2 separate regions of the Mus musculus genome follow, and region 1 is linked to region 2. The links are chromatin loops, found by intact Hi-C in ENCODE. Cell type or tissue: heart. All regions are shown on one strand. Links, peaks and the distances in the headings refer to the core of each region. The heading gives the core; the rest is flanking DNA. Region 1 holds the start of Abhd18 (abhydrolase domain containing 18). Region 2 holds the start of Larp1b (La ribonucleoprotein domain family, member 1B).

Region 1 (15,260 bases), core at 4,135-12,134, 55 kb after region 2:
GCCTCGGCCAGTCAAGGGCATTTTGATGCTTACGAGGCACTGGATCTTACAGAATTTGCCAAAAAACAGCCTTGGTGGCGCAAGCTTTTCGGGCAGGAGAGTCGGTCTGCAGGTGAGAAGTACAGTGTGGCAACCCAGCTCCTTATTGGAGGTGTCACTGGCTGGTGCACTGGCTTCATATTCCAGAAAGTTGGAAAGCTGGCTGCCACAGCAGTGGGAGGGGGCTTTTTTCTCCTCCAGCTTGCAAACCACACTGGCTACATCAAAGTTGACTGGAGTCGAGTAGAGAAGGACATGAAAAAGGCCAAGGAGCAGCTGACAATTCGGAAGAGCGCCCAAATACCAACTGAAGTCAAGAGCAAAGCTGAGGAGGTGGTGTGCTTTGTGAAGAAGAATGTTTTAGTAACTGGAGGATTTTTTGGAGGCTTTCTGCTCGGTATGGCATCCTAAGGGTATCGCTTCACTTCCACTGTTCACCAGCCTCAACACTCCATCGTAGGAAACTCCAGACTCTTCTTCCTCTTCAGGCCCTCCTCTCTGTTGTAAATCTGAACCGATTCCATAGGCATCTTGCCCATGCAAATTTACACAGGCTCTCCCATGGCCTTGACAAGCAAAGTGGGAAGCATGTTTTCCATCTGGAGGCCAACAAGAATGGTCCTTTTCCCGTATGTAAAATCTGTCCTAAAACATGTTTTAAGATCGGTCCCTTACAGTTGAGCTCGAAGAGGGATGCACAATTACCTTACTATGCTCTTCATGGGAAGGAACTGAATATATCTGTCTTTGAGCACGGGAAGAAAGAAAACCCAGTTTTGGGAGTACCATGCACTAGCCAGCTATTTTAGGGGGACAGTCTCCTTACAGAATTTTACAAGTAAACTGATTGATGCCTTCTTTTCTTCTTGACAGCTATCCCAGTAATATAATGATAGTAGTTATCTTAGTTAAGAACTCAGAAGTATGTCACTTCAAAAACGGCCATAACATAAATACTACGACCTATTTCTTGGGTCCCTTTTTAGGGGGGTGGTTGGGGTGCGCCTAGGGCCTTGCTCATACTAGGCAACGGCTACTCCAAAGCTATACTCTTAGCTTTTTGGGTTCTTTATATTTTGAGAGAAGATCCTACTAAATTGCTCAGGCTGGCCTAGTACTGACATCCTCCTGTATCAGCTTCCTGAAGAGGTGGGATTACAGGCCCAAGCCACCAGGAACAACTGCCCCAGGACCTTAAAAAATAACTGAAGAACACATCGCTGAGTCTACTTTGCCCCTTCTCAACATTCTCATTTGCCTTTTCCTTCAGGAATAAGTTGCAAGAACCTACATAGTTTGGTTTCCTGCATCAGGACCTCATCTTCTTCAATCAAATATCAGCTGGGTGAAATTTTCTTCTAGAAGCTTCAGTGGAGAAGAATCTGCTTTCGGGCTCATAGGTTTGGGGTACAATTTATATACATGCAACTACAGGAGTTATTCATATTTGGTCCTTTGTCAGCAAAGGACAAGCTCAGCACTGGGATGCTATCCGAAGTTCTTCATTTCACACTGACTGTGCTCTCCATATAAGTAAAAAAACTACAGACTTCTTTTCTTCATGGCCAGGTGGAGAGAGAGAGAAAGAGAAAGAGAAAAAGACTACCCCCTGGGAGTCCAACACCTCTGCAGAAAGGGCAAGTGGGTAAATGTAATCAATGTTTCCATTTTATGTTGATTAGAAAGAAAAATCATGGCGCCTGCCCAAACTCAACACTGTCAGCGCCAGAACACAATGACACTAAGAACAACCTTGGAAGCTATATACTACATGGGAAGAAGAAACTAACTGTACTTCTCAGCCTTTGAGTATAGATTTACACTTTATTACCAGGTATAAATCTTCATATTTCCACCAGTAGGGGAAAAAAGGACCCACACAAATTCAAAATAACAAAAAACCATACTAAAACCACAGACTTCATAGACCTAAGGAACCACTTATTTATAAGCCAACTGGCTCTTTGCAGTTTGTTTAAATCATATATATATTCTTCCAATTCACTTAAAACTGTTACTTAAAACTAACACTTCCCTGCAGAGTAAATTTGTCAATTAGCACTTTGTATTTCAGTTATTAAAGAAATGGTAAACGGAAATTGGCTTTTATGGTTTTCTTTTTGAAACAGGATCTCGTAATTACGGCTGACCATAAACTTCCAATCATTACCTCTACTCATGCAACTGGAAGATCTTTTTAAAATGTTCTCATCTCCATATCTCCACTATATACATTTTCTACTGAAACAATTATTTTTCTTTTTCCTTTTAGATAGGGTCTTACCATCTAGCCCTAGGTGGCCTGGGAACTCACAGTAATCTGCCCCCTGAGTGCTGGGATTAATGATATATTAATGTATACAAAATTGAACTTTTAAAAACATTTTAATTTTTTATTACATATTTTCTTCATTTACATTTCAAATGCCATCCCAAAAGTTCCCTATACCCTCCCCCCACCCTGCTCTCCTACCTACCCTCTCCCACTTCTTCGCCCTGGCATTCCCCCGTATTGGGGCATATAAAGTTTGCAAGACCAAGGGGGCTCTCTTCCCAATGATGGCCGACTAGGACATCTTCTGCTACATATGCAGCTAGAGACACGAGCTCTGGGGGTACTGGATAGTTCATATTGTTGTTCCACCTATAGGGTTGCAGACCCCTTCAGCTCCTTGGGTACTTTCTCTAGCTCCTCCACTGGGGGCCCTGTGATCCATCCAATAGCTGATTGTGAGCATCCACTTCTGTATTTGCCAGGCACTGGCATAGCCTCACATGAGACAGCTATATCAGGGCCCTTTCAGCAAAATCTTGCTGGCATATGCAATAGTGTCTGGGTTTGGTGGCTGACTATGGGATGGATCCCCAGAATCACTTAACTCAGTGTATCCTTTACCCTGTTAACAGAAATCTACGGCTGGTGAGAAGGCTCAGTAATTAAAAGTATTGGCACCATGACTGATACTTCTTTGATCCCTAGGACATACATGTTTGGAAGGAGAGAACTGACTTCTGTAAATTGTCTTTTGGCCTCCACTTGCACACCACAACATGTGTTTATATACAAAAACACACAAGTTAAAAATGTTTCATACTCCCAAATGAGCTCGGGTCTTTGGATATATGGGGTAGGATGGAGATACATTTTACAGAAATACAATTCTAAATGACGAACAGTTATGGTTTGGATCTGAAATGTTCTCTGAGTATTCTAAAGATTTGCTGCTCAGTGTACAGGGAAGTGGTACAACCTTATGAAATGGTTTAGTTCCTGGGTATGTGTGCTTGAGGTATATCAAGAGCCTGGGTCCCTTTCTACTCTGTCTTTTTATCTCTCTCCTTCCCAGTCCATGACTGGAAAGGAGGCTCTCTGCCATAAGTTCCATGTCATGATGTTCTTCCTTGCTACAGGTCTAACAGCAAAGCCATCAAATGAACACTAACTCGGAAACAATGAGCTCAGATAACCTTTTCCTGGTAGTTTGAATGAGAATGGCCCAATAGGCTCATATATTTGAATACTTGGTTCATAGTTGGTAGAACTATTGGGAAGATTAGGGGCATGCATAGCCTTGTTGGAGGTGTCACTGGGGGTGGGCTGTGGGGTTCCAAACACCATCCCCAGTTAGTTTTCTTTGACTCATAATTGTTGATCAGAATGTGAGCTCTTAGGTACTGCCCCAGCACCATACCTACCTGCTGCCACATTCTCACCACAATGGTCACTGACTCACCTTCTGAAACTAGACCCTCCAAATAAACTTCTAGAAGTTGCCTTGGTCATGGTGTTTCTATTACAATAGAAAAGTGTTTAATGTGTTTTTCAGTTTAGGTTGTTTTTTGAGGTATTTTGTCACAGAGACAGGAAGCTAACATTGATTTAAATTATTTTACTACTTAGATCTTTCTGTGATGGTTCATAAACTTATTACTCATATTTTTGTATGTATTTACTTATTAAATTGCAGAGCAGTTGCATACTATAATAAAGGTCTTGTCTTCCTCAAGTATACTAGGATCTACATTCACCTTTGGAATATCACGTATCATGACACTAAGTCAATTATATGTAAGAAAACAAACAAAACCCAAATAATCTTCAACAAGAAACAGTGTACTAGTCAAGAGCTATTGCAAGCTATTTTCTTTTTTGGTTCTTCAGGCAAATATTTCTACATAGCCCTGGCTGTCCTGGAACTCACTATGTAGACCATTCTGCACTGAAACTCGCAGAGATCTATCTTTGGCCCATGTGTGCTAGGATTAAAGGCAAATGCCAACATGCCCAGAGCACTTTTTAAAAAGTATATTAATTTCTGCATGTGTAATAAAGTACCTAATGACAATGAAATTTCAATTATTTTGCAATGAACAATATTCATTACATACCAAATTGTCCACTCCTTTGTTATTTAACCCAGCACTGCAAAATTTCCCACATCACTTTGCTTTTCTATGTAATAGACCACTTCAAGCCTAGAGGTAGCATATTTCCTTGCTATATTTACCTACTATCAAGTATCTCACAGGTAAAAAACAGAGATAACAAATCAAACACATATAGGGCTTATTATGTATTTGGTTTTGAAATTTGGTATTATACAGATATGCTAAAATCCAATTTCAGTCTCAGAGCAGTATAAAATGATTTCTGAATGTCTAAATGATATAGTTCTTTCTTTTTATAGTGTATTTGTGTATGTGTGTATGCTGCATGTATGTAGGTTTACATGACAGTTATATACATCACTCGCATGGTAGTAGGGTCATAGACACAAGTATCAGTGACCAGTCTTTTTACAAAAGTGTTGGTTCCTTCGACTCAGATCCTCCTGCTTGTATAAAAAGTGCTCTTACTTATTGAGCCATTTCCACATCCTCTAAAAAAAAGTCTTTCTAGGCAGAGCTGGCTATGATCAGGATATCCAGAACTATGAATCTTCTGAGTTGGGATAAAGACATCAGTTTACATTAAAGTGCCATCTGGAGCTATTCCAGGCACTAAAAGCCCTCAGGTCAAGCAAGACACCAGTGAGATCCTGCAGAAATACCAGCCCCTTTTGAAGTACCAATGGATACAACGGCCATCTGTGTTTTTAAATAGCAAGTGTGCAGAGAAGAAACAAAGTGGAACAAAAATAGAAGTGCCATCACAGTGCCAAGGAATAGAATGTCTTTCCTAGAAATGAGTTTTATTGCTAGCATGGCACTCACAATCTACTAATATTACTCCATCTAGTACTTTTTAATCTCCTATTACTTTGATATCTAAGTATTTAAACAAACATTACTTTTTCTTGCTAGACTTTTGTTTGTTTGTTTGTTTGTTTTTGAGACTGGGATTCTCTGTGTAGTCCTGGCTTGCCTTCAAGTCATAGAGAGTAGCCTACCTCTGCTTCGCAAGTGTGCCACCACTGCCTGGCTCTTCCTAGACTTTTATGTATGTGATCTCAAAGGCATAAGTAAATTTCAAAATTGTCATTGTGGTGAGAAACCCATTTCTGCAATCTGTCCTCTGACCTCCTCGTATCCTCTGTAGCGTATGTGTACTGCAAAATAGATTGTAAAAATGTAATATTTTTTAATCTACCATGTGTGCCAACTTCCCTCTTGCCCCCGCAAGAGACATAATTTTCATTTTTTAAATGTATATTTGCCTGCGTGTATGTATGCATGCATGTTCCTAGTGCTTATTGAGGTCTAAAGAGGGCATTAGATTCCTCAGAATTAGATGACGAGTTACCATATGGAAATTGAATTTTGATCCTCTGCAAGAGCCATAAGTGCTTTTAAGGTCTGGATCATCTTCTCCAGCCCATGTCACACATTAAAATCTCTCTAGCACTCTCTCTCTCTCTCTCTCTCTCCCTGTTTCTTTCTCTCTCACACATACACACACACACACACCAGCTATCCTTAGGCTACTGATTTAATTGCTTTTATACTGAAGAAGAGTAGGAAAATAAGTAGGAAATATGTAACTATTCTAAAAAATCATTGACGAAAACCCAACATGGGGTTGGATGTATAGCTCAGTTGATAACTTTCCTGTTAAGCACTTGAAAGGCTTAGTTGAATCCCTAGCATTACCAAAAGAGAAAAGGGGGTAGAGTGGGGGGACAAATAGCCAACAAGTCCCCAATTTTTGGGTAATACATTTGGAAAGGTTTAATCTCTTCAACTTTGGCTCTTTTTTCTTGGTGTACTATTTAAAAACAAACAAAAATATAAAACAAAACAAAACAAACAAAAACCACTGTTGTCCTCCCCCATGTTGCTTTGATTGCTACCTTTGATATGTTTCTGAATTTATTTAGACTTTAGGACTTGTCTGTGTACTCACCAAATATGTTTTTGTTGTCTGAAGTCATCACTTGGAGACAGTAATGGAAAGACCCGAGTTTCCCCACTTAGCTGTGTGACCTTGAGTGAGCCACCTCAACTGGAAAGTAGAAAACTATACTTGGCCTAATACAGAGCAACAAATTATTTCATTTAAATAAACACTAAATACTTGCTTTGCTTTTCATATTAGGAAATATGAGAAGATATTCTTGATATTCTGTTTACAGGAAACCTGGTGGTAAACAGCACAGGTTTTGTTGTCAGAGGAGTCCTGTTTCTTGAATTCAAGCTACTGTTGGTTAGCTCTGTAGCCCTCCGCCATCTTCCTATTCTCTCTGCCTTTCACTTCTTTGTCTACTTGAGTCAATCTCTCTCCTCTTTAGAAAACCATTGTAGGGATGAAAGAGGGCCTGAATAAGAATAAGATTTCTTTCAACATACACCACATTCTACTTGATGGAATGCTAGTTAAAATTTTCTTCCTCTATTATATAAGAGTCTCAAATTGTGTCACTGTCCAGGGATTAGAAATGACAACCATAACATAGGAAGAATATCGAGGTTAAAAAAAGGACTTTATTTTCTACCCATCTTTAGTCTTGGAACCAATAACGAGAATCTCCTTGTTTCTGTTACTATAGATATATGTGCAGGACTGAATACAATGAAGTATCTAATAATCAGGATTGGATTCAAAGATAATTAACAGAAGACATTTCAAGTTTAACAGTTCTCTAGTAGAATATGCCTGATTGGCTGCACATGAGATGATCACAAATGAAAGATCAAAGGAGAGCAGATGGGAATACCACACAACAGAGAGCTCCTGAGGCAGGACAAATGCTAAGCGCTCAAGGAGTTCAAGAATTGAGACTGGGTCCCAACTCTGAGAGATTCCAGGTAACTTATCTCGACCTCAGGTCTTGATCAGATAGATAAGTATCTGCTTTACCCGTGTCCTAGGAGAGATGTGATCCAATGAAATCACATGACAATCTTATCTAGAGTTAAGAAAACATTACTTTAGGAGACACACGATGACTTCTAGCAGCAATTAGCTGACAAGTCCAATGGCAGGGACAGAGACTAGGAAGTCAACAGTATCTGAGTCTGTTGAGTGTTTATGTTCCTGGTGCTGAAAGCAGCGGGTTGGAGCTAAGCAGGCTTTGCCTAGGGGCTGGCTTTTTGCAAAGTTAAGGTTCTGGGGCCCGGAACCAGCGAGGTTGTAGCCTCCTCAGACCCGACCTTCAGTCCCCTCAAGTGAGGAGCCGGTGGGGGCATCAGTGTCTGGCTGCCATCAGCCGCGACCCCCAAGTCTCTTAGGAGCGGAGTCAGGGGTATAACAGCGGCTGCCTACCATCAGCCTCATCCTCAGTCCCTTTCAGGTGAGGCGCTGATGGCCAGCAGGGTTGGGCCACAGGGGTCCCCAACGCCCTCCCTCGAACCAGGGAACCGCTGCCTTCCTGTCGCCTTGCACGTACGCAGACGACAGAGGCTGTTACTTACAGGCCGCTCGCCGAGGCACACCTGAAGGGGAACTCGCCAAGCCTCTGGCCACCACCGCTCTCCACGCTTAAGGCACCGGACTTTCGCCTCAGCTCGGACAGCAGAGAGCTGAATCTGCTCAGGTACAAAACAGCAGGCGAGCTGCCAGCCAGCCTGACAGGGAGGACGTCCTCGGGGCGGGGCGTGGCGTCCGCGGGACACGCCCCCAGAGGCCGGCTCTGGCCTTGCTCCACCTCTTCCGGCCTGCTCTCTGTTTGCCACCACCGCCTCCTGCAGGGCCCACACGCTTCACACTTCCCTTAGGCTGCCGGTCCGCTTCCGGCCTCGCGGCGCGCACGCGCACTCATAGGAGTGTTTTGACAGCTCCGGGCCTGGAGAAGGAGCAGGTGTCGCGAGAGTGGGCAGCGCGCCGCCTAGCGAGAGCTGGAATTATGGCGAACCTGGGAAGTGAGGCTGAGCGGGAGCCCCTCTTGGGCCCGGGATCACCGGAAAGCAGGTGAGCAGGCGGGTGGGACTAGCTGGGAACAGTGAGTCCACTGTCCGGACCCGAAACCCGGCTGCACATGCGCATGCCCAGCAACGCCTTCGGAGCTGCTTAGGACAGGCTCCGGGATAATCGCGTGTACTTGGGAATAGAGGAGAATCTTGGTGCTTGGAGAACTTGTGTACCTAACAAAGCTGGGCAGGGGGATGCTTCACAAAGGTCACAGCAGTTTCACATTGTAGCCCTTGTGCTGTGTGTCTTAAGCATCTGCCTGAATCCTGTTATGGTAATTCCTTCCTCCTTGAGAATTTCTTTTTCTTCACTATTTTTCCTGTTTTGTATGAAAAAACCTAAGCTGCCTCTTTTACAGCAGACACTGCATTCTGTTGACCCTGTGTAGCTGTCCACTGTCACAAAAGCCCCAAATGGTGGTTTTAACCGACACTCAAGAGCTAAACTTGAGTTAGACTTTTCCTAACCTAATAACTTCTTCATATTTTGCAAATAAACCCACTTAAAATGACTCACACTTTGCTCAGTATCACAGGTCCAAAATAAACACACCTTTAAGCGTTTCATTAGTATTTTCATCCTTGTAATTCTCATTTTGATCCTTATTCATGAGCACTAATTTAGAAAAGTTGGGCTTGTCTTACTGTAGCAATATGTATTTTTACCTTTACGAAGCAGTAAGTATTATTTCATCGAGTCTTTTGTTTGAAGCGCAGTGTGTGTTTTATTAGGTTCATCTTTTGAGGGGGAACAGGTGGCACATGCATCATGGTTTGTACAGAGGCCAGAGGATGGATTACAATTTTATGTTTCTTGATTTTATCTTGAGGTGATTAAAATGAGTAGCAGTGTTGACATTTGTTTTAAAAGAGCTGCATCCCCCAGGCCTGTTGAGACCTTCGAAGCTGTTGGCTTCTGCCCTGCTTTTTGCTGTGCAGCCATCCTTTTGGAGTTCTTAAGCTCTGTAGTTGTCCTGCCTATTCCACGCCTAGAAGAGACCATCCCTCTTCTCCCTTTTGAAATCTGTCAGCAACCCTCATTTATGTTACCTGCAACTCCTGCCAACAACTTTTTTTCTTCCAGGCTTGTTATTTGCCGGGACCCTGAAGTTATTTTTACTTACTGTAATTTTGTGCTTCTGATGTACAGGCTCTGCCAGGCTAGAGCTCCCTGTTAGTCACATGCATAGGGCTGTGGCATTTCCATTTCCTAGCCTTCTTTGTGCTGCTTGCTTTTCTTCTGTTGTATTTCATGTCAGGCCTGTGTTTTCCAGAAAGAGCGTGGGATCCTTGAGTCATAGATGTACAGCTAACCATAGAAATATGATTTTGATTGAAATAAGCTTAAACACATTTTCTCTTACTTTTCTCTCCCTTTTAAATAAGTGATTGTGTTAGGCTTCATCTATAGGTGAAGATGGACAGATGTTCCTGTCCATGAAGAGTTCATTAGATTGAACTCTATGTTCTGTGTTTAGCATTTTAAAAATTAAAAGGAAACATTTTCAGAACAATTCAACAAGTATTCTGTTTTTAAAATCATAAGTTGATTCCCTAGTTATGACTAACTGCAGGGTTTGCTCACTTGTACTTTACTGTACAAAGTTCAGTATAGTAAGCCAGCAGCCCTTATCAAACAAGATTGACTAATCAGGATTTATTGATGTAATTGGCTTAGATCCTTCTTTTCTTGAGTGTCTAGTGCTCTCAACTGACTTCCTTTATGAATTTTATTTAATAGAGCAGAGGCCGACACTTTTTCTGTAATAGACCCATTGGTGTATAGTTTAGGTTTGTTGGTTCAGGCCCAAAGGCAAAGTCATGGATAGCATAGATACTTAGAAGAGAAAATCTGCAGATCATACTAAATGAGTGCATTGTTTAGTCAGTAGGTTGGTCTATTGAGGAGAAACTTGGTCTTTGAAGTTAGTCTTTTGTCATCTGGTAACAACTATTCACCTGTAAACCAGTTTTATCTATCAAGCTAAAGACTGGTGGTGTCTGGATTTGACCTAAAGATTATAGATTGCTAGCCTTACCTTAGGTTTTTTTGAAATACTACAGACACTTCAAATTCTTATTTCAGTATTTGTCAATAAAAGAAATATTACTGCACCCTCTGTCCTTACATGTCTGCACTACCTCCCTCCTCTCTTCCCTCACTCCCTTCCTTTCTTCCTTCCTTTCAAGTAAGTTCTCACTTTGGAGCCCAGGCTGGCTCACAGCTCAGTCTGGTAGAGGCTGGCCTTGAACTTAGGGTCTTCCTGCTTTCCCTCCTTCGTAGTGCAATAACAGTAATAGGCAGGTGCTAGTATGCTTGTCTTACAGTGCAGACCTTTTATTTCTGTCATATGTCTGCAGTTATATTCAGTACTGCTCTCTCCAGATGCTCACCCTTCTTGCTCTCCAGTTCTGAGTCTGACTGTTCTGCCTTTCTGTAGTGAGACCAGAGCGAATTTTGAAAGTGCAGTGCTGCTCTGCCCCAGACTCTGTACAAAAACACACACTGAATCATATTGTTTTACCCAGGTGTTCAGTTCATGCCAGTGTATTATGTATTTTTCTTGGATTTTAAGTCATATATTTGTTAAACATTCTGCCATCTGGAGCTGTGGTTATCAAAATATTAGAACACCATGGTTTTACTTGAGAGAGAATTCCATCAGGAAAATGAATGCCAGGATACAGCAGAACTAGTAGATAGAAGGTAAACGTTAAACAAATCCCCTTGGAAAGATGTACAGCATTTTTTGTTTGTTTGTTTGTTTGTTTGCTTGCTTGTTTAGACAGGGTCTCACTATGTGTGTGGAGCCGCACTCACATTTGCCATTACAAGATGGCGCTGACAGCTGTGTTCTAAGTAGTAAATAATCTGCACATGTGCAGGGGCAGTTTTCCTGCCATGTGCTCTGCCTTTCTCGTGACGACAACTGGGCCGATGGGCTGCAGCCAATCAGGGAGTGACACGTCCTAGGAGGAGGATAATTCTCCTTAAAAGGGACAGGGTTCTGGCACTCCCTCTCTTCGCTTCTTCGCCTCTTCTTCTCTTCGCCTCTTCGTCTCTTTCTCTTCATCTTTTCCTCTGCTCTCTCTCTCTTCCTCTCTGCCTCTCTCTGCCGCGCTCTTCCTCTCTTGCTCCTGAGTAAGCAATAAAGCTTTGCCTCGTCTTTCCTGGCCGGTCGCAAACGCGTGCAAGAACTATGTATCCCTGGCTGGCCTGGAGCTACTATGTACCTTCAAACTTACAGAGATCCTGCTGTCTCTGCCACCTAAGTGCTGGGATGAAAGGCATGCGCCATGACACCCAGGTTCAGTTTTTCTTCTTACACCCCTGTAAAGCAGAAGTCTGTAAAGCTCAGCCTCAGCCATCTAACATGTGTGTCATCAAAATAAAAAATGTATGCTAATTCAGTAAATCAACATCCATATTCTGTTATTCCTTCTAAATTAAAAAAAACATAATAAAAATTTATTACTTTAAAAGATTTCAAATACATACAAAGATTGAAATAATCTACCTAATGCTAATATCTTTCCAATTAGTTTTTCCCCAGAAGTCAGATGTCTTTATACACACACACATCTATTGCTAAAGTAAAGTAAGTTTCAGATATTACGAATATGTTATTGCAGTCTGCCTTTTCCAAGAACAAATACTTCCCTTACACAACTCCACCAATATAATTAGAAACAACAATTAAGGAGTATTATACAATTTATACTCTGTATCCACTCTAATAATGCAATGAACACACATACATACTCATACAAGCCAGTTACCGTTCCTGTGTTGGTTCCATCCTGTTTTGAACTCTAGTTTAGAACTGTCCCAGCACTTGGGAGGCAGAGGCAGGCAAATCTTTGTAAGTCTGAGGTCAACCTGGTCAACATATCGATTCCCAGGACAGCAGGACTACCTAGAGAGGTCCCGTATCACAAAACAAAGCAAACTTTTACTGGTCCTATGTTTGCTCATGTAAGAGTTGACTACTAGGTCTGGGTCAGTATACCTAAGGGCTATCTCACAATCTAGCTCCATGGACTGTTTCTTAGTCACAGGACTGTCACATAACTAATACTGAGAAATGCTAATATATTCCCTGAGAAGTGCAGGCTGCCAGGTCCCCATGATGGAGAATGTCAGACTGAATGTCGTGCACAGATACACATGAAGGCAAAACACTCATGCACATAAAAGTAAATTTAAAAACAAAAACAAACAAAAAAAAAAACCTAGAGGCAAAGTCTTGCTGTCTGTTCATCCCAGGCTGGTGAGGAGCTTGCCATCTTCTTAGCATCTTGACCGTTTTTTTTTTTTCTCCCCAGAGTGTCTTGGATCCCAGGCTTACCTTGAAGTTCCTATATAGCCCGAGAGATGACCTTTAATTCCTGACCCCTTGTCTAATGTTGAGACACCTGTTATGCCTCAGTTACTTAAGTGCTAGGATTATGGGTTTGGCAAGAAAAGCTTGTTTTTGTTTCTTTTGTGAGACAAGTTCTCACTTTATAGTCCCGGGTATCCTGAATCCACTACATACCACTGAACATGTAACTGCCTTTTGGCCAGGAAAGATTTTTTTCTTTTAACTAGGGTCTCACTATGTAGCTGTGGCTGTCCTGAAACTCCCTGAAGCCCAGAGCTCCACCTGCCTCTGTTTCCTGAGTGCTAGTGCCACTACTACCCTGATCCTTCTTATAGAGTGATTATGTGTTTCATTTCTAATCATCAGAGATTAATAATGGGTCTCTAAAAGTATAATACTAGCAAAGTATTAAATTGATACAAGAATCTATATTCTGAGATTCAATGATGCATGCTTTTCCCAGTATGTAATTAACTGCAATGGTATACATTAAATTCAAGTATGTTGATTTTGTAATACATGTTTATCTTTTTCAGATATTTTATATCACGATTAAAAGGTCTGTGTGTAGGTCACTATATTATATCTTCAGTGCTTTAAGTACTCAGAATGTATCAGTAATGGGGGCTGGAAAGATGGCTTAGTGGTTGTAGGAGATTGCTCCTCAGCTTGATGACCTTAACTTTGATTCTTGGATCTACTGGGTAGAGAAAACTGACTCTCAGTTTATCCTTTGACCTCCACATACATGCTACAGCACTCAAACACAAATGTAAAAAATAAAACATGAGTAAATATAATAAAAACGAAACACACAAATATCAGTAATGAAATATCCTTGGCAAATAGTACATCTAAACATGTTTCTTCTTCCCTGCCATTTCTTGGTGGTTTGTTTGAGATAGGGTTTGTCTGTGTAGCCCTGGCTGCTCTGGAACTTGATCTAGGCTGCCCTACAACTCACAGAGAATCACGTGCCTCTGCCTCTCGAGTGCTGGGATCAAAAGGCATGTGCTACTACCAGCCTCCTTCTGACAATTCTAAGTCGTTACATTTGAAAAAAGAAAGCTTTTCAATGATGATTAAATTTGACAACATCACAGTCTATTTTATAAAATATTCTGGGACCACAGACATCATGATAACAGAACTTTACTGAGGGAAGAGGATTTAGACTCCAGCCTGGCATAGAACCATTTCTTAACAAATAATAGTGGTAACAGAAACAAATCAACCAATCCCTTTCTCCAAAAATCAACCAATCCCTTTCTCCAAAAGAAAATCCTCCCAAATGCTGAGATTACAGAGTTGGGCCAGTATTCCCAGAAATAAAGCTAAACATTTAAGAGTAGGCCTTCCATAATTTCTGACTAGATTTGCCTAACATTTAGAATGGACAATAGTGCTGGGCTGTAACTGGGTGGTAGAGTACTTACCTAGAATTTGAGGTTCCCCTATCACTACAGAAAAGTAAAACAAACAAACAAAAAAGGGCAACATTGACAAATAGTGTAAGAGTTTTTCCATTATAGTATTGAGTGGGGAAACCTATCAGAAATCAGGACTTTGCCTCTGAAGTATGGCATCCTCAAGTAAGTTAGTTCATATTACTTCCCTTGAGATGGTGTTCCAGCTCCCTCGCTTCCTTGCAGTGAAGTGCTCTTTCAAACAGTACAGACAATTTCCCTCTGACAAAGTGGCCTTTCTTGCACTCATGTGTGCTGTGAGAGGACAGAGACAAATTCTTTGCCCTTGCTAGATCAAGCATAGTCAGGGACTATAATTACCTCGTTGTTTCTATTTTGTTATTAGAATTTATTATTATTCCGATAACTAACATTTTACTGCTTGATAAAATAAGCATTGTGTATATAAATTGTCAGGTTTAGAATATCTTAAAAAAATCTTTGCTGTATTTCCAAAAGCTATGGCTCCAATAGTGATTACATCGTTATAATGCAAGTAAACATGTCTGCCTCTTTGCAGGTTTTTCTATTGTGATAATGTCCATCTGGCCATATCTTCAAAAGGTTTGTGCACTTCACTCTGTTTTTGAACTAATAGTAGAGGTAACTCTAATATTATTGAGCGTTGTCTAAAGAGTGTCTTTAGTATTTTGTAGTTTGATCTGTTTAGAATAACTTAGAGTAATAATTACTCAATGGCAGTATAAGTTGGTCATATGCTTTATTGTACAGACAGAAACATTTGAAGCAGAAAGGGTGCTGGGCCAAGAAGCAGACAACTGCCTGGAGAGTAGCAGACAGAGTAAAGCTGTGGTTACCAACTTACTCAGTTGTCCCTGAGTCACTACCTTGTTGCATCCTCCCGAGGGAAGAGCAGCTCAAGAAGACAAGTGGATTCTTAAAGTGTACAGATCATATTTCTGAGGAATAGTTTCACGTTTTCCTGTGGAATTAATTTGGGTTTTCAGGAAAGCTGGTGTAAAGTATAGCCAATGTGGCTCTCTTGATATTCCTGGGAGATTGGTTTTCAGGTCCCCCAAAAGTA
Region 2 (15,260 bases), core at 3,493-11,492:
GGGAAAACAAAACAAAACAAAACAACACAATCAACCAAAATGCAGAGTTAGGGAGCCCAGTCCTATTGGATACAACTATAATACAACTCACCCACCAATAGTTCAGAGAACATTGCAAAAGAAGGGACAGAAGACAGTAAGAGCCAGAGGACCACAGAGTTTGCTGTGAGATCAGGTTTCATAGGGATGTCAGAAACGACAGCCATTAAAGTCTTACCAATCAATATGACTACCTAAACATTCCTATAACAGATATGCCAAAGCAGACAGAGGAAGGACCACTAAGCCTCACTACACAAAGAGTTACAGACTTCAAAGCCAAGCTGAAAGAGGAAGAAATAGTCTTTCCCAGGGAAGAACACAACAATTAGTTATGCAATAACAAATGGTCAACCCTGCAAACATACATACAAGTAACATTATATACAGAGCAGGTTGGACTGTGTATAGGAATATGAATACATATACAAGAATAATAATGAAAAAAGAGGTCATAAAGTCGAAGGAACACTGAGAGGTATATAGGAGGGTTTGGAAAGAAGAAAAGGAGGAAATGAAGTAATTATAGTATAGTTTCAAAAAATAGAGAAAATAATAAAACACTCCATGAAATAAATAAGAGTGAGGGGCAGCCATGTTCAAAAGAAACCAAAATCTTCAATAAAAATATTATTTGGGGGCTGGAGATATGGCTCAGTGACTAAATTAAAAGCACTGATTAGTTTTACACAAGACTCAGGTTCAATTCCCAGCACCCACATGGTGGCTCACCAACTATAACTCCAGTTCCAGGGCATCCAATGCCATCTTCTGACCTCTGAAGGCATGATATACACAAGTGGTACAGACATACATGTAGGCAAAACACTCAAACACATAAAATAAAAATATACCTAAAAATCCAGGTTGGTGGTACAGGCATATAATCCTAGCACTGAAAAGGCTGATGTAAGAAACTCAACAATCTGAGCTATGCAGCAAGACTCTCATCTAAAAAAAAGAAAGCACCCCAAACTCAAAAGGCAAGGAAAGGATTCTTTCCTATGCTAACAAAGAAAATATCAATTTATAGTCCAACAGTAATACTCTGTGGCATGACAGTTGATTTCTACATTTACCCTATGGAAAGACACAGACAATGACAAGATACATATAGAACATTATTTTGTCAAGATAAGGGAAGGGAACAATCAAGACTCAATAGGTCAATGCTAAATTAGCTATGTGAGCTATATTTATGGATTACTATACAATTTAAAAGTGAGTCTAGAGTATAAAGGACTAGCCAGACAGGTTCTGTAGTGACAGTACTTAGGAAGAGGAGGCAGGAGAATCAGAAATTCAAGATCTGCCTCAGCTACTTAGTTTCAGGCCAGCCTAAGGTACACAAAGCCCTTTCTCAAAAAAATTAAATTTAATTTAAAAATCACTCAGTACCTTTTTGTTTTTTGTTTTGTTTTGTTTTCTGTTTTTTGAGGCAAGGTTTCTCTGTGTGGCTCTAGCTGTCCTGAACTCACTCTGTAGACCAGGCTGGCCTCAAACTCAAAGATCAGCCTACCTCTGCCTCCTGAGTACTAGGATTAAAGGCATGTACCACCACCCAGCAATCATCCAGTACTGTGAATGAAACTTTATGTTTCATATGTTCTATAGAATTCACTTGTTGGAAAGTAATTGTTAAAAAGGTCTTTAAAAAATTAGTAAACAGATTAATCAGTAACATGACGCTTTTTGAAGGGAATATCACAAGATCAAAAGGTCATCTGTGTGGTATGTGTGCACAAGCCCCAAGAGTTTTATTTTTACAAATTATAAGGATATATAATATGTGCTATTTTACATCTTTATATTATATACTTATTTTATAATAAAATAGAATTTGCTTCTAAGATGTATTTCATGAGGGCACTAACAGCAAACTTACGATTCCTGAAAAAAAAAAAAAAAAAAAAAAAGGGAGGAAGTAGGTTGATAAAAAGCAACATAGCCAGGCATGGTAGCACTTGCCTTTAATCCTAGCACTAGAAAGGCTTGTGAGGCCAGTCTAGTCTACATAGTGAATTCCAGGCCAGCCAGGGCTACATAATATAGTGAGATCCTTTCTCAAAACAGCATAGGGTTCAAAGAATGAGAATGAAAAAAAAATGGACAAAATATTTTCATACTCTGTTTCTGAAAAATTATACTACAAGACTGATTTTTACTGTACAACCACAGCTACAAGCAAGTAATTAACAAGTCTTAGACTGTTATTTAATGAAGGGCTTATTAAATAATTACAACTACTTAACATGGTTTGGGAAGGTCAGAAGTCTTTTTTTATTTTTTGGTTTCTTGAGAGAGGGTTTCTCTGTGTAGCCCTGGATGTCCTGGAACTCAGTCTGTAGACCGGGCTGGCCTCAGAAATCTGCCTGTCTCTGCCTCCCAAGTGCTGGAATTAAAGACATGCACCATCACTGCCCAGCTAGGTCAGAAGTTTTAATACTGATCAAGATATTCCTAGGTAGGCCTGACTTTGACTGAAATGTTTTATCTGGTTTCCCCAAAACAGCAATATACCAGAGTCATCCTAAAACTGGAGAAGAGTGTCTGAAAACATGGAGCCATCAAAAATCTGTCTCACTTTTTTGTCTGGAGAAAGCTAGGCTGCTGAAATGGCTAAGAAGGTAAAGGAGCTTACTGCCAAGTCTGACCTGAGTTTGATCCCAGAACACACATGATTTAAGGAACAACTCCCCCAAAGCTGTTCTCTGATCTTCACATAAACCACAATGATGCATGCACACACACTAAACAAATAAATGTAAGTCCATGATCGTATCCTTTAAAAAAAAAAAAAGACTCCCCGTGCTTCTTATAATGCATCTACCTCTAACAACAATGTTTATGGCAAAAAGTTGTGGCTGTAATTCCTTCACTTCATTTATATGAGTAAGTTTGGCTGGAATTAAAAGCCTCTTTCTCGCTAGGCAGTGGTGGCACACGCCTTTAATCCCAGCATTTAGAAGGCAGAAGCAGGCAGATTTCTGAGTTTGAGGCCAGCCTGGTCTACAGAGTGAGTTCCAGGACAGCCAGGGCTACACAGAACCCTGTCTCCAAAAACAAAAACAAACAAACACAAATCCTCTTTCTCTCAAGACTTCCTATTTTGTAGAATGAATTCTAGAATCATTCTATTAATTGATAATTTAATATTGCTCAATCTGTATTCTTTGAATCCTAAATGATCTCTGGGCATATTTGATTGCTTATCATTACTATTATTCTCTTTTTGATACAGGGACTCATATTTTTCAAATATTTATTTTACTTTAATTATGTGTTTATCTCTGTGTATGTGCATGTAAGTGCAGGTGCCCAAGGAGGTAAGAAGAGAGTGTTGAGTTTCTTAGGAGCTGCAATTACACATATCCTCTAAAAAAGCACTATGCACTCTTAAGCTCTGAGCCACCTCAGCAGCCCTACCACCTCACTATATTGCTTTGGCTGGTCTCAAACTACAAGGTATAGTTGACCCTCTAGTCTCAACTTCCGAGTAGCTTGGACTATAGGCATGTACCACTGTACAGCTTATTATCACACACCCCCCTTTGAAACTTCATCTTTTAGAAGATTCCTTATTTTTATTTTTGTGTATGTGCACCACCCATGTGAGGATACCCTCAGGGGCCAAAGGGCAATAGATCCTCTATAACTGGGTGACCCAGATATGGGTGCTCTGTCAAAAGCAGTAAGCACTTTTAACTACTGAGCTATCTGTCCAAGCTGTAGCCCACCCTATTCAGTTTTCTTAGGAAAACAAGAAGGAGGGCATGGCATCTGGCTTGCATGTAGAAAGCACTCTTGTTTTAAGTAAGATTTGGGAGCCGTGGCTCCTTCATGACCATTACCTCAGCCTAGATGGAGGTCTGGGTTTGTTGCTAGCCTCTATAATTCAGAAAAATGTTTATCAAAACAAACAACAAATAGAAGACATGAACCTATCCATGTCATTAATTTACAAGAATAATGCCAAAAGTCAACTAGCTAGTTAGTAATAACTATACTATCACCCATTTCTTTCAGCAGTACATTCCTTACACCACCACTCTAAGTTACCCATTAGACACTGTAGAACAGCTTAAGAGTCAGCACTGCCACCCTGCCACAGATCTGAGGAAAAGCATTCCCAGTACTGCAGTGACCCCAGGATGTAAGAGTTGTTAATACAGAAACATTGGTGCAACTAGAGCTCCTTTTGAATTTGAGAAAGGTCTGTCTACATAGCCCTGGCTGTCCTGAAACTAAGTAGTAGATTAGGCTGACCTTGAATTCAGAGATCCACTGCCATTCCCTCAAAAGTACTGGAATTAAAGGCCTGGCTTCTGATTTTCTGAGACCTTGGTCTTGAGTGTAATCCAGGCTGGCTTCAAGCTCATAATCCCCTTGTTGGAATTATAGGTATGGGCCACACTCCCAGTAAGTCACTGTATCCTTAATCTAAGGAGGACTGGAGATCCAAGGCACAAGTAGGTTAAACTGTCAAATATTTTTCCAAGTAATCTGCAATAAAATTCTTGGGGGGAGGGGCTAGAAAATCTGCACATACAGCTTGATGATAAAGCACTTGCCCAGCAAGCACAAAGCCCTAGGCTCATCCCCATGAGGGGGGAAAAGAATCTCCAGTTTCACTTTGAAACGTTTTAAAGTCTAGAAAACTGAGTTTATAAAAACTCGGAGCCAGGCGGTGGTGGCGCATGCCTTTAATCCCAGCACCCGGGAGGCAGAGGCAGGTGGATTTCTGAGTTCGAGGACAGCCTGGTCTACAAAGTGAGTTCCAGGACAGCCAAGGCTGTAAAGAGAAACCCTGTCTCCAAAAACCGAAAAGCAAACAAAACAAACAAACAAACAAAACAAAAACAAACACACAAAAAACTCGATTAATATTTCATAGTTCAATAAATATTATAATGCCTAGTACTCTGTGTAAATCTAGATATGGAGGGGTAACAGAGTGATCAACAGGTTTCTCTACGAAATTTTAAGAAGACTTGATATACCATGTTCTCTTCACTTATTTAGCAATGGTAGTAAACTGCTCTTTTCAGCAGGCCAGAATTGTACTAATACAAGATGGAGAGCAAAACTCAGTGCTTTTGTTTTGTTTTTCCTTAAGGTGTCAAAATTTAGTAAGAATTAATAAGGAGAGCAGAATGTCTATAATCCCAGTATCTTGAAGAAGACAGTGACGTGAGGATCAAGAATTCCACAACCCCCTGGGCTACACAAGTAGATAGTGTTTCAAAAAGCAAGCAAAATAACAAAAGCAAATAAGTTAGTGAGCATTTCTGCGTGCAAAACCTAAGAAACTAAATTGGTTCTGCGTGCAAAACCTAAGAAACTAAATTGGTTCAACATTTATCTCCCCCTACAGGAGAGATAAAACAATCACAATTGTACAGGATCCCTTCACCGCATTTGACCCTCACAACCCCATAAACATGCTCAAACTTCGGCTGTTCCACCAACTCTCCCCAGACCAGCGAAAACTTGCCAACAAAACAGCCGCAATTCCCACAGAAAAGTTCAGTTATTTTAGTGCAGTTTTATTAAAAAAAGAAAAAAAAAGAAAAAGGAGAGTTTTACTCAGCATTTCCATTCTAACTTTTTTCTTTTTGACTTCTCTTCGAACGCCTAATCCTCTACATCAATCGGCATACGCCACCAAATACAAGCCAGTCTTCATTTTACTTTCTAACTGCAGTTGCTGCAACCCAAATAAAGCCCCAAGGGCCATATTGCATGGGTCAGCATTCGAACGCAAAGGCACAACCCAATTGCTAACGCGCAGGCTACCGTGGGACCAGCTGTGCGATCCGGACTCTGAATCAACTGTCCTGTGTCAGGCATTCTGAAACACAACCACACAACCGCAAAAACACCTAATACCAGCTGCCTTCACAGCCACATCTACCTAGCAGCTTTTCGAGACTTTCGTTTCACCACCTCACTTCAGGAGCCAGCCCAATCGGACTTCCACTTACAAATCCGCTCGTCCCGACTCGCCTCTACTCTGTGTCAAGTTCCCGGAAACTTTTCCACGGTATTCACCGCGTCTAGGACGCCGACACGTGAAGGCACGAGCCCAGCACAGCCCCGCTGCCCAGTCACCCACGTCGTGCCCCTACCCGTCAAGGAGAACCTGAGGTCCCACCTCTTCCTGTCGCTCCCTCTCCTAGATGTCCATTTATGTAAATCGGCACGGTGAATGACACCTAGGAACCAAACACCTCCCGCGGACCGCACTCACCGGCCTCCGGGGAGTCCTGAGCGGGCGACGGCACGCCGGTGCCCACGGTGGACAGGTGCTGCGGCAGCTTCTTGGTCCACGGGTTCCCCTTTGGCGGCGGCGGCGGCGGCTTGTCCTCCGGGCCGGCTGCCGCTGGGTCCTCGCGGGCGTCCTCCGGTGGGTCCCGCGGTGCTGGCGGCGGCAGCGGCGGCGGTGGTGGTGGCGGCGGCGGAGGCGGCGGCGGCAGCGGCGGAGCCTCCCCGCCGAAGGGACCCCCGGGCGCACGCGCCTTGTGCGCCAGGTGCAGCGCCAGCGGCCTCACGGGCACGGCCGCTTGCGGCACGCTGTGTCCCAGCACGAGCGCCGGCGACGGCTCTCCCCGCGCACCCGCGCTGGTGGCGGCCGCGGCCCGCTCCTCCCTCGCCTCCTTGCCCTCCCGCTCGCCGGGCGCCGGCTGCTCCGCCCGCCGGCTCGTCGCTGCCAACAGCGCGTCCCGGTCTCCGGCCACGGCGGGCGGGTCCTCCCGGGTGGCAGCGGCGGGCACCGGGGCGCGAGCGGACATGGCCGGCCCCTGGCCCCAGCCTCCTGCCCAGCCGGGGGCCGTCCGGGTCCAGGGAGCCCGGCCGCCCCTCTCTCCACACGGGGGCACCGACCCGCTTCGGTCCTGGGACGCGGAACCCGCCCGCCGAGGCGTGCAGCGCCCGGCGTGCCCGTCCTCCCCGCCCGCCGAGCGGAGCGCTAACCGCCCGCCGCCTGGCCTCGTCGCAGCGCACGGCCGGAGCTCGCCACTCGCGCCGGGCGCGCCCGAGCCGCGAGCCCTCAGCGGGCGCGGGCGACAACGCGGCGCTCCAGCCAGTCTGAAGGATCTCTGGCGAGCTGCGGAGGCGCGCGCGGCCTGAGCCGGTAACTGTCCCTGAGGGCGGGGCATGCAGAGGGCGAGGCAGCCAGGGGCGGGGCGTGCAGAGGGCGAGGAAGGCTACTGGGCGGGGCGTACAGAGGGCGAGGAGGGCCAATGGGCGGGGTGGCCAGGTAGGCGGGGCGTTTATAGGCTGAGGCGGGCCGATGGGCTGGGCGTGCGGAGGCGGAGGCGTCCAAGAGGCGGGGCGCGCAAGGGGAAAGGCGTGCCAGTGGGCGGGGCGTGATGTAGGCAAGAGCCAAGATAATCAGCGTTCAGTAGGCCAGGTGCCCAAGGACCAGGGCGAGGGCCAGTCAGGGTGAGGGGCGGGGCGGGTAGAGGGCGAGGCAGGTTAGGGGGCGGGCACCCTGGAAAGTGACGTGGCCACTTGCGGGCATTCCCTAAACGCTGCGGGCGACCGCGGCCTGTGGAGTCTTCCCGAATGCGGCGGGCATGGTTTGATGAGAGCCCCGCCCTAGCGGATCGCGAGGATGAACCTGCTACGCTTGGGGAGCATCTTACGTCTGTGACCCAGGGACTAGGAGGACAATCTTCAGGAACCAGGAGGACCAGAAAGTCCATTTGCGCTAAGGTGAAACGCTTCAGGCTTTTCACGAGGGCGGGTCCTCAGGACCCAGGAAAAGTTTCCCAGTAACGATGTGGGCTCCAATAGGCACTCCTGATCCGGAGCCAAGTTCAAGTGAAGACCCAGCCTCGACATTACAAGAAGTGCACTTGTCGGTCCTGATTCTAACCTACAGACAACGAAATGATTCTTTAGTGCTCTTGAGTAAAACGAACACTAGACATTTCGCCACCTTTTTCATTTTTCATTTTTTTTCAGTGGGTTTTGATGTTTTCATCAAACTAAGTCTCCTGTAGCACAAGTTGACCTCGATCTCGAGGCTGGCCGTGAGCCTACCATTCTAGTCCAGGTTGCCCTGGAAGCCATCGATTTAGACCAGTCTGGTTCTGAACTCAAAGGAATGCACCTGCCTTAGCTTTTGAAATGGGATGACCAACAGGCATGCGTGCTACCCACCAGCTAGTCTTGAACTTTTTTTTTTTTTTAAGATTCTTTTAGAGTCCCTAAGGCTAGTATTAAAGCATAAGGACCACACCCAGTTGGCTTTGTACATTCACTCTGTCTAGATTTCTTTTTTTAGATCCGCCTGCCTCTGCCTCCCAAATGCTGTGATTAAAGAAGCGCACTGCCCAGCATGAATTGTTCTATTTTTAATCACAAGAATGCGAGTACGTGTGTGTGCGTTTGTGCACACACACAAGTGTGCAGGTGCCCTTGATTACCAGAGGTATTGGATCCTCCTTGCGCTGCCGATACAGGCTGTTGTGCCCAGCACGGTGCTGGGAAGCCAGAGTGTAAGCGCTCTTAGTCCTCAAGCCATCTCTCCAGCTCCTTTGCTTTGAACAATTGACTGAGTGAAAAAAGAGCTACAGAGGAGAGGACATGACTGCTCCTAGGCATGGTGGAGGAATCTAGAGTGGACATGACCAGACTGAGACTGAACTGGAGGCATGTGGAGAGGAGGGGGGGATGGAAGAGGGGAGAGAAAGGGACAAATTTTAGCAGCCTGGAGGCCAAAGGTACAAAAGGGACGTGCAACCAGAATGGCTGCATTATAATAAGGGAAGAGCAGCCCAGTTGCCTGGGCTGGGGAGTCCAGTGTAGGGACTGGGGGTATGGCAGCCAGGAGGGCCCTGTAATTGTTTGGGGCTGAAGGATGCCTGGAGAACCTAGCTTCCAGGTCCCCATTGTTAAATAGGCACCTCAGCCTTTTGCCCCGGGGATTTGAGATTTAACTTTGACCTTTACTCCAACTCCCAAATGCCTTGATTAGAGGAGGGGAGCCATCACTCCCAGTTAATTTCCCAGGCTTTAATCTGTAGGAATTGCACTGGATCACAGTTTAACTATGTTCCCACTGTTGCTCCCCAGTGATGGGTAGTGACACAGTACAGATAGATAACATTTTGGGAAGCCTAGCAAGTTCTTTCTTTTTAGCATTGAAATTTGATCTGAGGTGATATTGGCAGCACATGCTTCTGGTTTAATGAAGTTCTATTCTGCAAGGTCATCATTGAGAGCTATTCTTACTGGTGAAAAGGTTTTCTCCACCTCACGCCAGCTCCAACCCTGTTGAATAGTGTACTCATGACCTCACACATTACGTCAGCTATAAAGTGAGGCTTTGCTGTGACCCTAAGCAACCTCCTGAAACTGGTTGCTAGTCAATGAGGACTATACTTCAATCTGTATTGCCCAATGCCAACTTTTTTTGTTTTGGTTTGGTTTTTGTTTTGTTTTGTTTTTGTTTTTATTTTGTTTGTTTGTTTGTTTTTGTTTTGAGACAGGGTTTCTTTGTGTAGCCCTGACTGTCCTGCAACTAGCTCTGTAGATCAAGCTACAGACTGGCAGAGATCCCCCTGCCTCTGTCTGACAGAGATGCCCCTGTCACCTGAAATGCTGGGATTGAAGGAGTGCACCACCACTGCTTGGCTGCTAGCTGTTCTTGTAATCAGAGTTAGTTTGTTTTTTTCAAGACCTGTTGGGAAATACTAAATTGTATAAAATTGTACCAACAAGTACTAGTCAATGAGATTCTGAACACATTGTATTTATTTATTTATTTATTTATTTATTTATTTTTTCGAGACAGAGTTTCTCTGTGTAGCCCTAGCTGTCCTGGAACTCACTCTGTAGACCAGGCTGGCTTCGAACTCAGAAATTCGCCTGCCTCTGCCTCCCAAGTGCTGGGATTAAAGGTGTGCGCCACCATGCCCAGCTGTGTTTATTTTTTACCATCAGCTTATTGAAATACAAGACTGAGTCAGGGGAGGAAGAGGAAATAGGATAGTGTCTCTCTAAAATTCCATTTACTTGTGCTGCTGTGGATATTTGGTGTATGCATGTGTATGTGTATGTGTGTACACACGGGTACGTGTATGTAGGTCAGAGGTAGACTTCAGGCAGCATCCACCCATTTCTCTTTATTTATTTATTATTTTGATGTAAATTCTCTCACTAGCTGGAACTCACCCACTAGGCTGGGCCAGCTGGCCAGTGAGTCTGAACCTCCCTGGTGCCACCATGTTTGGTCCTTTTTTGGACATCAAACTCAAATCCTCATAAGTACTTTTCTGAGCTCTCACTCTAGTTCTGGATTGTATTTAAAGATTACAGACTTCTCAAAAAAAAAAAAAAGTTTCAGCTGGGCATGGGACACACACCTTTGATCCCAGAACTTGGGAGGCAGAGGCAGGCACATTTCTGTGTCTGAGGCCAGCCTTGTCTACAAAGTGAGTTCCAGGACAACCGTGACTATACAGAGAAACCCTGTCTGGAACAACTCCCCCCCCCCCCCCCCAAAAAAAAAGAGACAGACAGACAGATTCTTAAGTCAAAGTGAAGGATGAGAAAGAAACAGTGTTTCTAGAAACAGTATTTGTTTTGCCAGTAGAGAATTGAGAGCAGTTGTAGACTCCAGAAAACAGTGGCAGGGGTTAAAGCCTCGATTGTAGTGCATTGTTACTTGGACAGAAGCTGGCTGGCTATTATCTATCTTTCAAGTACTTAGAACTCTTGCTTCCTCCTCCTCCTCCTCTTCCTCTTCTTTTTTTTTTTTTTCTCAAGACAGGGTTTCTCTGTGTAGCCCTGGCTGTTCTGGAACTCACTCTGAAGACCAGGCTAGCTTCACACTCAGAGCTCCCCCTGCCTCTTGCTAGGCAACTTGTGCCACCGCTGCCTGCCATACCTGCTTCTTGTTAAGAGCGTTGATGTTTTTGTTCTTGTTCACTCTAGCCTTTTTCTTTTTCTGCTCTTTTTTATTTGTTTCGTGTTTTGTTTCTGAAGAACAAGCAAGAAAACTTTTATTAAGAGGTAGAGCCGGGGCTGGAGAGATGGCTCAGCAGTTAAGAGCATTGACTCCTCTTCCAGAGGCCCTGAGTTCAATTCCTAGTAACCACATGGCCCTCTTCTGGTGTGTCTGAAGACAGCTACAGTGTACTCATATAGATAAATAATTTTTTTTTTTAAGAGATAGAGTAATACCTCCCTAAGAAGGGTCTGGGAAATGGGTTGTCCTGTGTTTTATTTGGTTGCTTTGTATTTTTTGTTTTGTTTTATTTTGGTTTGTTTATTGTGACAGAGTTGCATTAAGTAGCCCAGCCTGCCCTGGAATATGCTATGTAACCTAGACTGACTTCAAATTTTAAAATCTACCAGACTTAGCCTCCCAAGTTCTTCCTGGAGCTGTAGTTATGTGCTACCCAACTTGGCAATCCTCCTTCTCCTGACCTTGTACTAGAGAAGTCTAACTTCCCTAGATAGTAGCAGTGTGCAGACTTGCCCTCTAGCATCTGAATATTAGAAAGGTCTGAAGATATGGAAGTTCACAGTCCTCGTTCCCTAAGTCAAATCACCAAAGCTTATCAGCAGAGTTTTTTCTCTACCTGTCCTGTATTTCTAATCTTTGCCCTTTTAGCCATAGAGATAATAAGCAGCAGCCCTCGGGGTGTACTAGCTGGCCCCAGATTCTCTGAAGATAGTCCATACCTCTGTAAATGGTCCTTTTAACAACTTCAAATTATGCATTCTGAATGTTCCATCTGTTACTGGCACCCTAGCTGAGCCAGTTTGCCATTGCTAACCGCCATTTTGTTCCTTGACTTTTCCTTTATAGCTAGAATATAGCTTATATCAGATTCTTCCTCCATTTCCTAGTTCAAAACCATGGAGGTTCCAGACAAGGTGTCAGGCACTTGTAATCTCAGCTACTCAGAGATGTGGGAGGATCACTTAAACTCAGGATTATGTGGCCAGCATGGACAAATGTGGAGATAGATCTCTGTGCCTAAAACAGTGCTGGAAGTGAAATGTCTGGGGTGCCAAGAAAGCACTTGGCCATTTGTGCCCATTTTTCTAGTAAAAATAAATGAGTCACTAGCTGATCTGTGAATGATTTGTTCTTGAATAGGAGTTATCCATCCTAGCCTAGAGAAACAAGTTATTTGGGTCAAAACTCTACTATGAAGGCAAATGGGTAGAGGATGAAGAAATGAGCTCTCCTATATGAATGTGAGAGAAAGCATCCTCTAGCCAACAGCTCCCCTTCTGCGGAGACAGTCTCATGTGACCCAGACTAGCATTGAATTCTTTAAATTCCCCGGGAAAACTATGAACTCCTAATCATCTGACCTGTAGTTCCCAAGTGCTGGAATTACAGGCCTGTGTCATCACACTCAGTTAATATCCTTGGTGAATGGTAACCACTTTCTAGTCCTTACAAGTTAAGAGACATGATTGTCATTCCCTTCCATACTAGTTCTGTGAGAGCCAAAGTTATGTTGTAAGTTTTACTATGCCTAAGAGGTCTGTCTTAGGGTTTTACTGCTATGAACAGACACTATGTATGGCCAATGTAAGTCTTAAAAGGACAATATTTAATTGGGGCTGGCTTACAGGTTCAGAGGTTCAGTCCATTATCATCAAGACCTGAGCATGGCAGCATCCAGGCAGGCGTGGTGCAGGCAGAGCTGAGAGTTCTACATCTTCATCTGAAGGCTTCCAGGCAGTTAGGATGAGGGTCTTATTTCCCACACCCACAGTGACACACCTACTCCAACAGGGCCATGCCTTCTAATAGTGCCACTCCCTGGGCCAAGCATATATAAATCATCACAAGAGTCATGAAATAAAATACCTCTTATCCTGCAAATCCTTTGCCCAAGGACAGATAATTCCTGAAATACTGGTGGGTATTGTTTATGGGAGATAACAACCTGTATGTTTTAACACCCCTAAACAAGTCTGTTTGACCCAGCTATACCAGATATGCTTGATCAAATGTAGACAGGAGGTAGAAAATACATCAGGTTGTATGCCTGCCTCCTTATTGACTGGATGGGAAATATGATAGACTTATGGGTTGCCTTTTTAAGTCTCTGCAAAATGTGACTTGTCATTTTCGGGGCACCCAGGAATAGACCTGATCAGAGTCCATCCTCCTGGCTAGTATTTAATTAAAGGTTGCTTCATATTTGGCTTTAAAAATGTGTAGTGGTTTTATTCTCGCCTGGTGGAATTAACAGTTCCTTCATCGACAAGAAGCTGCCAGCCAGCAGTGTTCCAGGCTTTCACTAATCCTACCAATTATGGGATCTTTTTACTGCTACCTGCATACTGCCATCACCCTTCCATCATTCTGCCACTGCCAGTCTTCTCTGCCTCCACTAAGGCCCATGCCATACTGTGAGGATTACATGAGATAAATATAACATGTAGCAGGCATATTAAATTACTGGAGATTACCCCTTAATGTAATGGGAATTAAAATCTAGAGAACATAAGTTAGTCTCTTGAGAAAATGTTCTTTAAGAGTAAAACCTGGCCAGGGTGGTAATGGTGCACGCCTTTAATCCCAGCACTGGGGAGGCAGAGGCAGGCAGATCTCTGTGTTAGAGGCCATCCTGGTCTACAGAGTGAGTTCCAGAACAGCCAGGACCACACAGAGAAACTGTTTCAAAACAACAAAGACAGTCTTACTGTTTAGCTAAAGCTGACCTTAAACTTGAAATTTTCATTTCTTTTTTTGTTTGTTTGTTTGTTTTTTCGAGACAGGGTTTCTCTGTTTAGCCCTGGCTGTCCTGGAACTCACTTTGTAGACCAGGCTGGCCTCGAACTCAGAAATCCGCCTGCCTCTGCCTCTGCCTCCCGAGTGCTGGGATTAAAGGCGTGCGCCACCACGCCCGGCTGAAATTTTCATTTCTACTTGAGAATATAAGGCACAAAACAACTCTTCAAGCTTAGGTAGCTTTCAGTACAGCAGTCTTACTGAAATAGGAATTTAGTATCTCAAAAGCTTATGTGTCTGGGCTAAGAACTTCCAGTCTGTAACAGCAGAGCTAGAATTGATTGCTTTCTCTCTACCTTCCCATACTATTTGGTGTCTTTCTATCCCTCTGTCAAGTTTTTGAGACAGGGTTTCATGTAACCCTTGATGTCTTTGAACTACTGGTCCTCCCACCTCCACATCTGTGATGGTTTATATATGCTTGGCCCAGGGAGTGACACTGTTAGGAGGTGTGGCCTTATTGGAGTAGATGTGTAACTGTAGGTGTGGGTTTTAAGACACTTGACCTAGCTGCCTGGAAGCCAGCCTTCAGATGAAGATGTAGAACTCTCAGCTCCTCTTGCACTATGCTTGCCTGGATGCTGCTGCCATGTTCCCGTCTTGATAATAATGGTCAGAAATTCTGAACCTGGCAGCCAGCTCCAATTAAATGTTGTCCTTCTAAGAGTTGCCTTGGTCATGGTGCTCACTGCTTTTGCAGAGGATTAGAACTTGGTTCCCTGCATCTAGCAGATAGCTCCCAACTACCTGGACACTACGTTCTGACCTCCACTGGCATCTTCACTTAGATGCACATACACACATACAGACAGACACACATAAAATAAATCTTTAAAAATAATAACATAAGGCTGGAGAGAAAGTTCAGCACTTAAGAACACTTGTTCTTGCCGAGGACCTGGGTTTATTTTCCAGCACACACACGGTGGTTTACACCTATCTGTAACTCCAGTTCCAAGGTATCTATCTGATTCTTTCTTCTGACCTCTTTGGGCACCAGGCACAAATGTGGTGCACATATATCCATACAGGCAAAATACCTATACACATGAAAAAATATCTAAATTAAAAAAACTTTCAATAATACAATGGTAATATTTAATCTTTAAAAAATATTCTAATAAAATAAATAAAATCAAAAGAGAGAAAAGTAGACCCTTTTCTCTTTTCCCGTTCTGAAGAAACAAATTTTATTTTTTAAGTTTATGTATATGGGTCTCTTACCTTCATGTATGTATGTGTACATGTATGTATGTGTACATGTATGTATGTGCGTTATGTTCCCACAGAGGGCATCAGATTCCCTGGAACAGGAATTATGAATGGTTGTGAGCCACTATGTGGATTCTGGGAATTGAACCTGGGTCCTCTATAAGAGCAAGTACTCTTACCTTCTGAAGCATCTCTCCAGCCTAAAGGAACAAGTATTATTGTTTTGATACAGGTT

Evidence for each region. A loop is a pair of places that touch in the nucleus more often than their neighbours do. Peaks named below come from ENCODE experiments on the same cell type or tissue, not always from the same donor. Only the 100,000 strongest peaks of a DNase experiment are listed, where the experiment ranks them.
Region 1: it touches region 2 in a loop (16-fold over the local background); 12 of 42 quality-filtered maps call a loop at or near these places.

What each region holds. Positions count from the first base shown.
Region 1 is chr3:40,887,074-40,902,333 of GRCm38, reverse strand. Abhd18 (abhydrolase domain containing 18) reads right to left here and starts at 8,075. Exons shown (of 13, transcript NM_026622.4): 1 at 7,891-8,075. 6430590A07Rik (RIKEN cDNA 6430590A07 gene) reads left to right here and starts at 8,230. Exons shown (of 3, transcript NR_166482.1): 1 at 8,230-8,386; 2 at 14,736-14,779. 1700034I23Rik (RIKEN cDNA 1700034I23 gene) reads left to right here. Exons shown (of 1, transcript NM_028494.3): 1 at 1-2,138. The coding sequence ends at 450. In heart, for the core only: a CTCF peak has its summit at 8,219; a DNase peak (open chromatin) is centred at 8,213; H3K4me3 peaks cover 1,704 bases; H3K27ac peaks cover 1,046 bases.
Region 2 is chr3:40,941,714-40,956,973 of GRCm38, reverse strand. It overlaps Larp1b (La ribonucleoprotein domain family, member 1B), which reads right to left and starts at 6,324. Exons shown (of 10, transcript NM_001040399.2): 1 at 6,290-6,324. In heart, for the core only: a CTCF peak has its summit at 5,415 (motif pointing left); DNase peaks (open chromatin) are centred at 6,223 and 7,263; H3K4me3 peaks cover 3,093 bases; H3K27ac peaks cover 1,969 bases; H3K27me3 peaks cover 404 bases.